2 separate regions of the Mus musculus genome follow, and region 1 is linked to region 2. The links are chromatin contacts, found by POLR2A ChIA-PET in ENCODE. All regions are on one chromosome and are shown on one strand. Each heading gives the region's core, a stretch centred on a gene start or an enhancer-like site at or near the end of the contact. The rest is flanking DNA. Distances are from core to core; before and after follow the strand shown. Region 1 overlaps Lgr4 (leucine-rich repeat-containing G protein-coupled receptor 4). Region 2 holds the start of Ccdc34 (coiled-coil domain containing 34).

Region 1 (3,814 bases), core at 425-2,924, 73 kb after region 2:
AGTCAGGCATCATCATCATCATCATCATGAAACTAGTTTCCATCAAAGCAGTACATATGAGCAACTTCTCTCCACCGCTGAACCGTCTACCGTCCCCTGAAGCCAGCAGGAGTTGCTTGTGATAAGCATGCAGTTTGGGAAACACTCAACTAGCGCTTCTTAAACTTCTCCACCTACAACCCCTTTCTCTCAAGAAACCGTTACATGATCTCAGGCACATGAGCAGTTAAAGAATTAAATATTTGTTGCATATTTGATACTGTAGGAAGCTGAGCACCTAACTTTTTTTTAGAGTTGGTCGATATTTTAATTTTATAATTATCAATGCTGAGATAAACATGTAGTCCAATCGGGAAGAAGTATACTTATGGCCATTAAACTGCTGGATTCTATCCTAATCCTATGCCAATACTCATTTAATGATTTTTTTCCTAATGAAACTATTTATTTCAGTAGTTTTAAGTTCAAACTGTATATAATGCAACTCAAAGATACACTAATTTAATATTCTTTTTTGGTGGGAGAGTTCGAGACAGGGTTTCTCTGTATAGCCCTGGCTGTCCTGGAACTCACTTTGTAGACCAGCCTGGCCTCGAAAATCACTCAGAAATCTGCCTGCCTCTGCCTCCCGAGTGCTGGGATTAAAGGCATGTGCCACCATGCCCGGCTCCTAATTTAATGTTTATACCAAGATGAATAATGATAGAAAATGTGTAGTCTTTACAAAATTACATCCATTATGCCTCTGTCAGAACTGAGATATTTGTAAATACAGGAAAAAAAAAAAACACTGCAGCTCATAACACACAAGTGACAGTCACAAGTCTGAGCTAAGCAAGGTATTTTAGCTAGCATTCTTTGTGCTGCATAGCCGGAAACCATAGCTATAGTGAAGCTGTGCAAATATTTTGGATACATTACACATTTGATTTTGAATTAATGTTTGCTTGTCACCCATCCAGAAACCTTTTACAGCTGACACATATTTCATGAGTCCCACATTCAGTTATTTGACCCCATATGGTCACACAGTGTAAGAAGCTGGGCAGTGAGGCATTTCACAAACAGCGGCATAGATTACTAAAAGGATTCATCGTTGTTCAATAAAAAGTCAGCTTTGAAAGAACAACAGGGTAAGAAGGATACGAATCCTGGTGAGACAGGAGAAAGGAAACTCAGCAGGCTCTAATCTGACCAGTGATGGAATGGGTAGGGTATATGAGGACTCAGAGATTGAAGGTTTCATAATGTTGAAAAATTTCATGAATTTAGAATAATGAAGAGATGAAGAAGAGAAAAAAATTATTGAGGTCAGAAGTGGTTAGCAGTTACAAGACTTGCAGAGTCCAAATGTGACCATGGCGGAAACAGCTGAAGTAGGTTTGCTGTACAAGAGTGTCGAAAGGATTATCTAGGTGAGGGAAATGATAGCATCTACAGTAAGAGACAGAACGGCAGAAACGATCAGACCACGAGCTTGGCTCGCAAGTGAATGGCAGAGAACCTAACTGATGACAGCTCTGGTGTGGAAACTGACAGTCAGGACTACAGCATGGGTGGGGCTGGAAGTGAAGACAGCATTCTGATGACTTGCAGGCAGGAAAGTGGAGAGGCCAGAATTCCAATGCTTGGTTATTCCCTTAACAGTTCAACCAGCCTCAATCCAGGGGCCTACTGCTAGGAAAGCTGTCCTGCGGCCAAGCCAGTAAAGAAACGAGGATGCTAGGAAGCACATCAGCCTGAGTGAGCGAGCTGTTCAGGGGCATAGCCGAGCAAAATATGGGACAGAGAAGAGGGGAATGATCCCAGATGACAAGAGACACACAACTCAGTTCCAGACCATCTCTTCTGCAAAGTCTACAGAAAGAAAGACATGCTCTATAAACAGGAGCTTCAGAGTTAAACACTTTATTCAAATGATAGCTAGGTTTATGAAACCACACAACCAGGCTACGCATCTCGCCATAAAATTTTACTTCATTTTGTTTTAAGGCTTTAGGGACTGTTGGTGTTTGGGTTAGAAATGTTTCCCCCAAAACTCTCGTATCTGATCGCTAATCCCCAGCTGGTGTGGCACTTGTTGACTGGGGAGGTTGAACAATCTGAAGGAAGAGGAGGAGGCTAAATAGTGGCGGTGGACTGCTAGGGAAGGGCCTTAGCCATTTACAGCCCCAGCTACCTGTTTCCACTTCCCAATTCAACAAAGCCACTGCCTCCTACTCCTGCGGACTCAGGCTGAGGGGCTCCCTCCACCACACCTTCTCCACCATGACAGACTGAAATTCTCTTACATCATGAGCCACAGCAAACTGCTCCTGCTAAGTATTTTCGAAACAATGACGATTAAAGCAAATATATGGACCGCACTTTCTATTTTAATGTGGCGATATCAACAGAGAGTGCTTATCAGTAAAATCAGATTAGGATGTATCCATCTTCAGAAGAAAACTGAAAAGTGAATATGGGTTCCATTTATTTCCTGCCAACAAATACAGAAAGACCTAAGAAAGCCCAGAACAGCCTCTCAAGTAGCTTCGGGAAACTGTTCCCAAAAGCAAGGCAGTAATATACATATCCTTCTCTTAGTAGACAGAGCCATGCTGATTCCGTTCCTAGCAAAGGATGGACTTACTTTTAGATCACCTGAGAAAACTAGAATTTTACTAAAGTGAACCATTTCATGCCCCACAATCCAAAAACATTACAATGAAGTCATCCCAGACCCCCATATGCCCAAAGCCCAGGTGCATCTATCAGTAAACATTCATTAATACCAAAACCCAAGGGAGAGTCCCCCAAACTCATTCTTAGCCCTGAAGGGTGGAGCTGGGACTTCCCACTAAGGGTAGGTGGTCTCTGGGATTCATCTGTCCCACTTAAGAAGTCTGTATCAGAATAGCTCGACGCTTACTCAAGATCACTCAGTCTTCCACTGATTGCTTCCCACCTTTAATAAATTATGAGTTTCCTATAAAAGTTAAACAGGATAAGGCTGAGAGCTGCAAATGTAGAGTAAAAAAAGAGATTTCTAACACTGAATCCTCACATCAGAAGATGCTAAAATATGCACATGTGAATTATACACTACATATTTGCTATTTTCACAGAGAACTCCAGAAACAGCTCAACAAACTCACCCTTCCATGATAAATTCCTGGGCATATTCATAACAAAAGTCAGACAGATTTTGTTTTCAGTCACGTAGTTCTATAAAAATAAACTGTCATCACAACATCCTTGCAGGAGTAAAAGGCCATATTTGCCCGCAGTTAAATCCAACAGCAGCTGTTCTATGGAAAAAGAGGGCCCAATAATTGGCTTCTTTCACCTCTGTTAATCACGAACAAAAGTGTCATTCAGTTTCAAAATGGACAAAATGGTCCAATGGATGGTCAGCTAGCTGAGCCAATGGGTGGAATAACAATAACCCTGTAGCATTTCCCTTTGCCTTTTGTTTGGTCTTTCAAAGCCCTTAATTAAGACCTGCACAAAGCACTCCTCCGGGCTTTTCTCAATGAGGCATTACATGCCTGTTTTCTTGTATTTAAAGAAAAAAAATGGCAGGGATTTTCTGAAACACATTAAACAGAATACACAATTTCCATTTATTTGCAACTGAAATACTGTTAAAATTTTAGAGCTTAAATATTATCATAAGTAACAAAGCAAGTTCTTTCCATTCCAGGCTTGGGGAGTGGGGGTTGAAAGAAGGGTTGGTTCGAAGGGAATGGGAAAGCAGGGTCAGGGGCTAGGGAGGGGAGTGCCAACCCCAAAGTATTGTTCAGCCATTTCTCCAGAAATAAAACTGTGAGCA
Region 2 (3,746 bases), core at 59-2,558:
TTCGCATCCCCACCTTTTAAAAGGTTTATCTTTATTTATGAGTATATACGCACTGGGTATGAGTTTATGTGCACCAAGTGCAAGCATACAGATGTCAGTAGGAGACAGTGTCAGATTTTCTGGAACTAGAGTTACTGGTGGTTGTGAACCACCCGATGATGAAGGTCCTTGGACTCGAACCTGGGTCCTTTCCAAGAGCAGTTAGCCCTCTTAAGCACTGAGCTCTCTCTAGCCTAAGTAGACTTTCTATATGTATTCTAATATAGTTTTCTTTGTGAAATGATTTGGGCTTTTCTTTCTTGATAATAGAAGTCTTGTATATCTTGTTTATCTCTACCTACACTAATATGTGGCAAAATAGTAAATGTTTGCTGAATGAGTCAACGTAAATAAACATTAAGATGGCATTATTAACTAACCCCCTTGATGAACACTCACTATTCCATTAAATGTTCTCTCTCAGATCAGTTAACCTGTCTCTGCAGAGTATGCATGCACCCTTTGGGCATCTGTACCCAGCTCTTTATATTTAAAGCACCTACTTCCTACAACCCAGCACCAGCTACACATTTTGATGCTAAGTTTATGGGTAAGAGCTCTGGAGTCGACAACCTGGTTTTTGAGGCTTTTAAAGGCTCCTAGCAGCAAGTTTTGTGTGCTTGCGACTGTGTACAGTAAGTTTCTATGGAAACTGAGACAGCAATCGTCTATCTCAGGAAAAAGGAACTAGGAATCATGGGAGATCAGTGACCATTTGTAAGAATTTACCCAGCACCCTAGGATGCAAGTGCTGCACAGCCTTTGAGCTGGAAAACAGGAGGTTATGCGGCTCGGGGTAACAACAAAGCCTTCTGAATGCCATCTCTAAGGAGTCTTGACAAGTGCTGGGAGGGCCGAACCTTGAGTTTACCTGGAGCGCTGCTGGAACTCTATTCCTTCCAAGCTCTCCACCTTGCTCTCGGACTCACGGGCATCTTCGTCCAGGGCCTCTTCATCCTCCCCCTCACTGTCGTCCGCGCCAAACGGAAAGCTCTGGTGGCCAAGGGGAGACAACAGGGACAGGGTGGAGTTGCTGCAGCTCAGAGACGGCGGCGACAAGCACTCGGTCAGCGCCACATCCTCCAGCCCTGGATCCCCGGAATCCACTAAGAGGTCGACGACAAAACTCGAGGAGGGCCGGAAGCCCGGCTTGCAGCGGGCGAGGTAACGGGTGCACGGAGCCGGAGAGGCAGCCCGCCACGGCCCAGCGGCCCGCATCAGGCCCGCCAAGTTCAAACGGCCCGAGCAAGGCCGAAGGCGCGTTCTCCCAGCAGGCTCCGCGCGCGCCGTCCGACCAATCAGCGCCAGCTTTAGGCCGTGTTGTCATAGCGACGCTTGTAGCCCGCAAGGGGCTTTGTCTGGGCTGGAAGAGCTTGGCTTCCTCAGTCCAGGTAGGAAGGTTCCTGACTGACAGCTTCAGCTTGGCGTCTCCCCGAGTCGTCCGCCCATTCCTGATGCTGTCCCGAGTACTGTGTTTGCTGTGGTGTTGAAGGCCATTTGGTGCACGACACTTATCAGTGTCACTAAAGCGGATCCTTTAAAAGGAAAAGGCAGAAGCCTGAAGCCATGGTTATTCCCCCTTCCTCATAAAAGCTCAGGATCACTAAAAAAAAAAAAAAATCTAGCACTCGTGATTGAATTTTTTAGTTCATTTATGTTGTTGTTTTTTTTGTTTTTGTTTGTCTAAGGGAGAGAACTTTATCCTCTGTGGGCATAGTTTCTCACTGTATGGGCAGCATCTGTCAACATAATCAGTTCCCCGACCCCCAGTCGCCAAGGCAGGGTTTCTCTGTATAGCCCTGGCTGTCCTGGAACTCACTATGTAGACCAGGCTTACCTCAAACTTAGAAATCCGCCTGCCTCTGCCTCCCAAGTGCTGGGATTAAAGGCATGAGCCACCGCTGCCCTGCAACACAATCGGTTTTATCAGGTTGTGTTAACTTTCTAGTCTTCCAAAGCATTTGTGTCCACTCTCCAGCGTGTCCATACCAGAGCAGCAAATCATGAGCCAACCTTAAAATCCATCGTTCTTTTTAAAATGAAATTTTGAACTGTGATGCAATAGGCATTTTTCTAGGACTTCTTGGCACTCTCCTTTTAGGGGCCGAGGATCTAACTGAAGCCGGCAAGGAAAAGATGGCAGATACTGAAAGTGAGCTGCTTATTCATGCTCACAAAACTGCATACAAAAACGCAGCTTTTGGCTAATGTACATTACATTAGTGTAAGAATCACAAGTGAAATGAGAGTATCTGTAGAATTTTCATAGCGCAGTTAGATATGTTAGAAATACTAGCAACCAAAAGCGAAGCAAAGTGACTATAAATGACATGCTAGCACTATTTTGTTCTTTTTTTTTTCCAGTAAAAACAATGGCATTGGAAGAAAACTGTACGATGAACTAAGAAACGTGATTTAGTAGGCTTATGGTTGTGACTTACTCCAGTTATTCAGTATTGGCATATCTGGTTAAGATATTTTGTCAGAAAACACCCTTGGTGTCAGTAACTCAGAGACATTGGACTACCTTATACCTTCAAAAAGACAGGAACTTGAAAAATGATCCTCCATTCCCCCAAAAAATAACCTAAAGGTTTTGGGGAAGGGAATGGAGCTGGCTTTGAACCAGTAGTTTTCCTCTTAATATTCTTACATAGGCTATTTAACTGCAATGATCTTAATTTAATCCTCCCCAAAATAATCTACCCTGCTATCATAGTCATTCATTAATCCTCAGCTCCACTCAGGACCTGACATATCTTGAACTCTGTCACTATCCCACATTGAGTTCCCCATCATAAACCTCTCAGTGTAGGAATGTTAAATCATATAGTTTCCTAACCCTCTTCATGTTTTATTAAAGTGTTCTTGATACTCTAGGATCAGTGTGTTCACCAAGAGCATTAAGCCTTAAAGGCTACAAGGCAGTTAAATGGCCTGCTGTGGCTGTTTGAATGTGGTCTGTTTTTACAGTACTATTCATTACTTGGACTGAGACAATAGTCAAGATGGATAGGATTATACAAATGTATACATTAACTCTCCCCTTAAGTTACAGGGTGTGGACCTAACAGTATCCTCTTAATACTCATTTTCAATCTAATAATATGAGGGTTTTTTTTTAATTGGCGTGGAAAATCCCTGCAAGAGTGACTTTTGCTTAAAAAATATTTAACTATATTACAAAACTAATTCCTTTGCCAGTAATCCTTATGGCAATTTTATGACATGGGTTCAAAAATGTCTTCCTGCACATACTTAAGTATTAACATATGAAATATGTCTCAGCTTGCGTCAAAATAACGCAAGAGGCAGAAGGACTGAAGGGGCTTAGTGAATGTGGTGAAGATGAAAGGCTCATTGTGTGCCGTGGACACTTGTGAAAGGTGTAAGTGAGGTAATTACACCGTGCTTTTTGCTATAAAAGTTTCCAACATTCCAAGTTTAACATAAACTCACTACTCTCTCCAGAGCTAAGATGAATGGACTAAGCGGTGGGTTGGGAATGATTCCGTCAGTAAACTGCCTACCTCGAAGCATGAGCAGCCGAGTTCCATTTCCAGCACCTACATAAAATTGCAGTGGGGTGGCACAAGCTCAGGCCAGTCATTCTAGCTAATCAGATGGTCTAGCCTAATCAGTGAGTTTCAGACTAATGAGAGAACCTGTCCCAAATGAGGCAGATAGGCTCCCTGAGGAGGACAAGT

What was found. ChIA-PET counts read pairs that join two places held with the same protein, here RNA polymerase II (POLR2A).
Region 1: POLR2A ChIA-PET joins it to region 2 with 14 read pairs in embryonic stem cell. The contact joins the enhancer-like site here to the promoter of Ccdc34 in region 2. POLR2A ChIA-PET finds 5 or more read pairs at or near these places in 3 of 5 experiments (Patski and embryonic stem cell).

The regions. Positions count from the first base shown.
Region 1 is chr2:109,942,936-109,946,749 of GRCm38, reverse strand. The region is part of intron 1 of Lgr4 (leucine-rich repeat-containing G protein-coupled receptor 4); the gene reads right to left. Among named protein-coding and RNA genes, the nearest start is that of Lgr4, 27 kb to the right of the region's middle. Within about 2 kb of position 1,674, at least 1 of the 3 ENCODE cell types and tissues checked has a DNase peak (open chromatin) inside an H3K27ac peak, as active enhancers do.
Region 2 is chr2:110,015,379-110,019,124 of GRCm38, reverse strand. It overlaps Ccdc34 (coiled-coil domain containing 34), which reads right to left and starts at 1,308. Exons shown (of 6, transcript NM_026613.4): 1 at 911-1,308. The coding sequence starts at 1,257.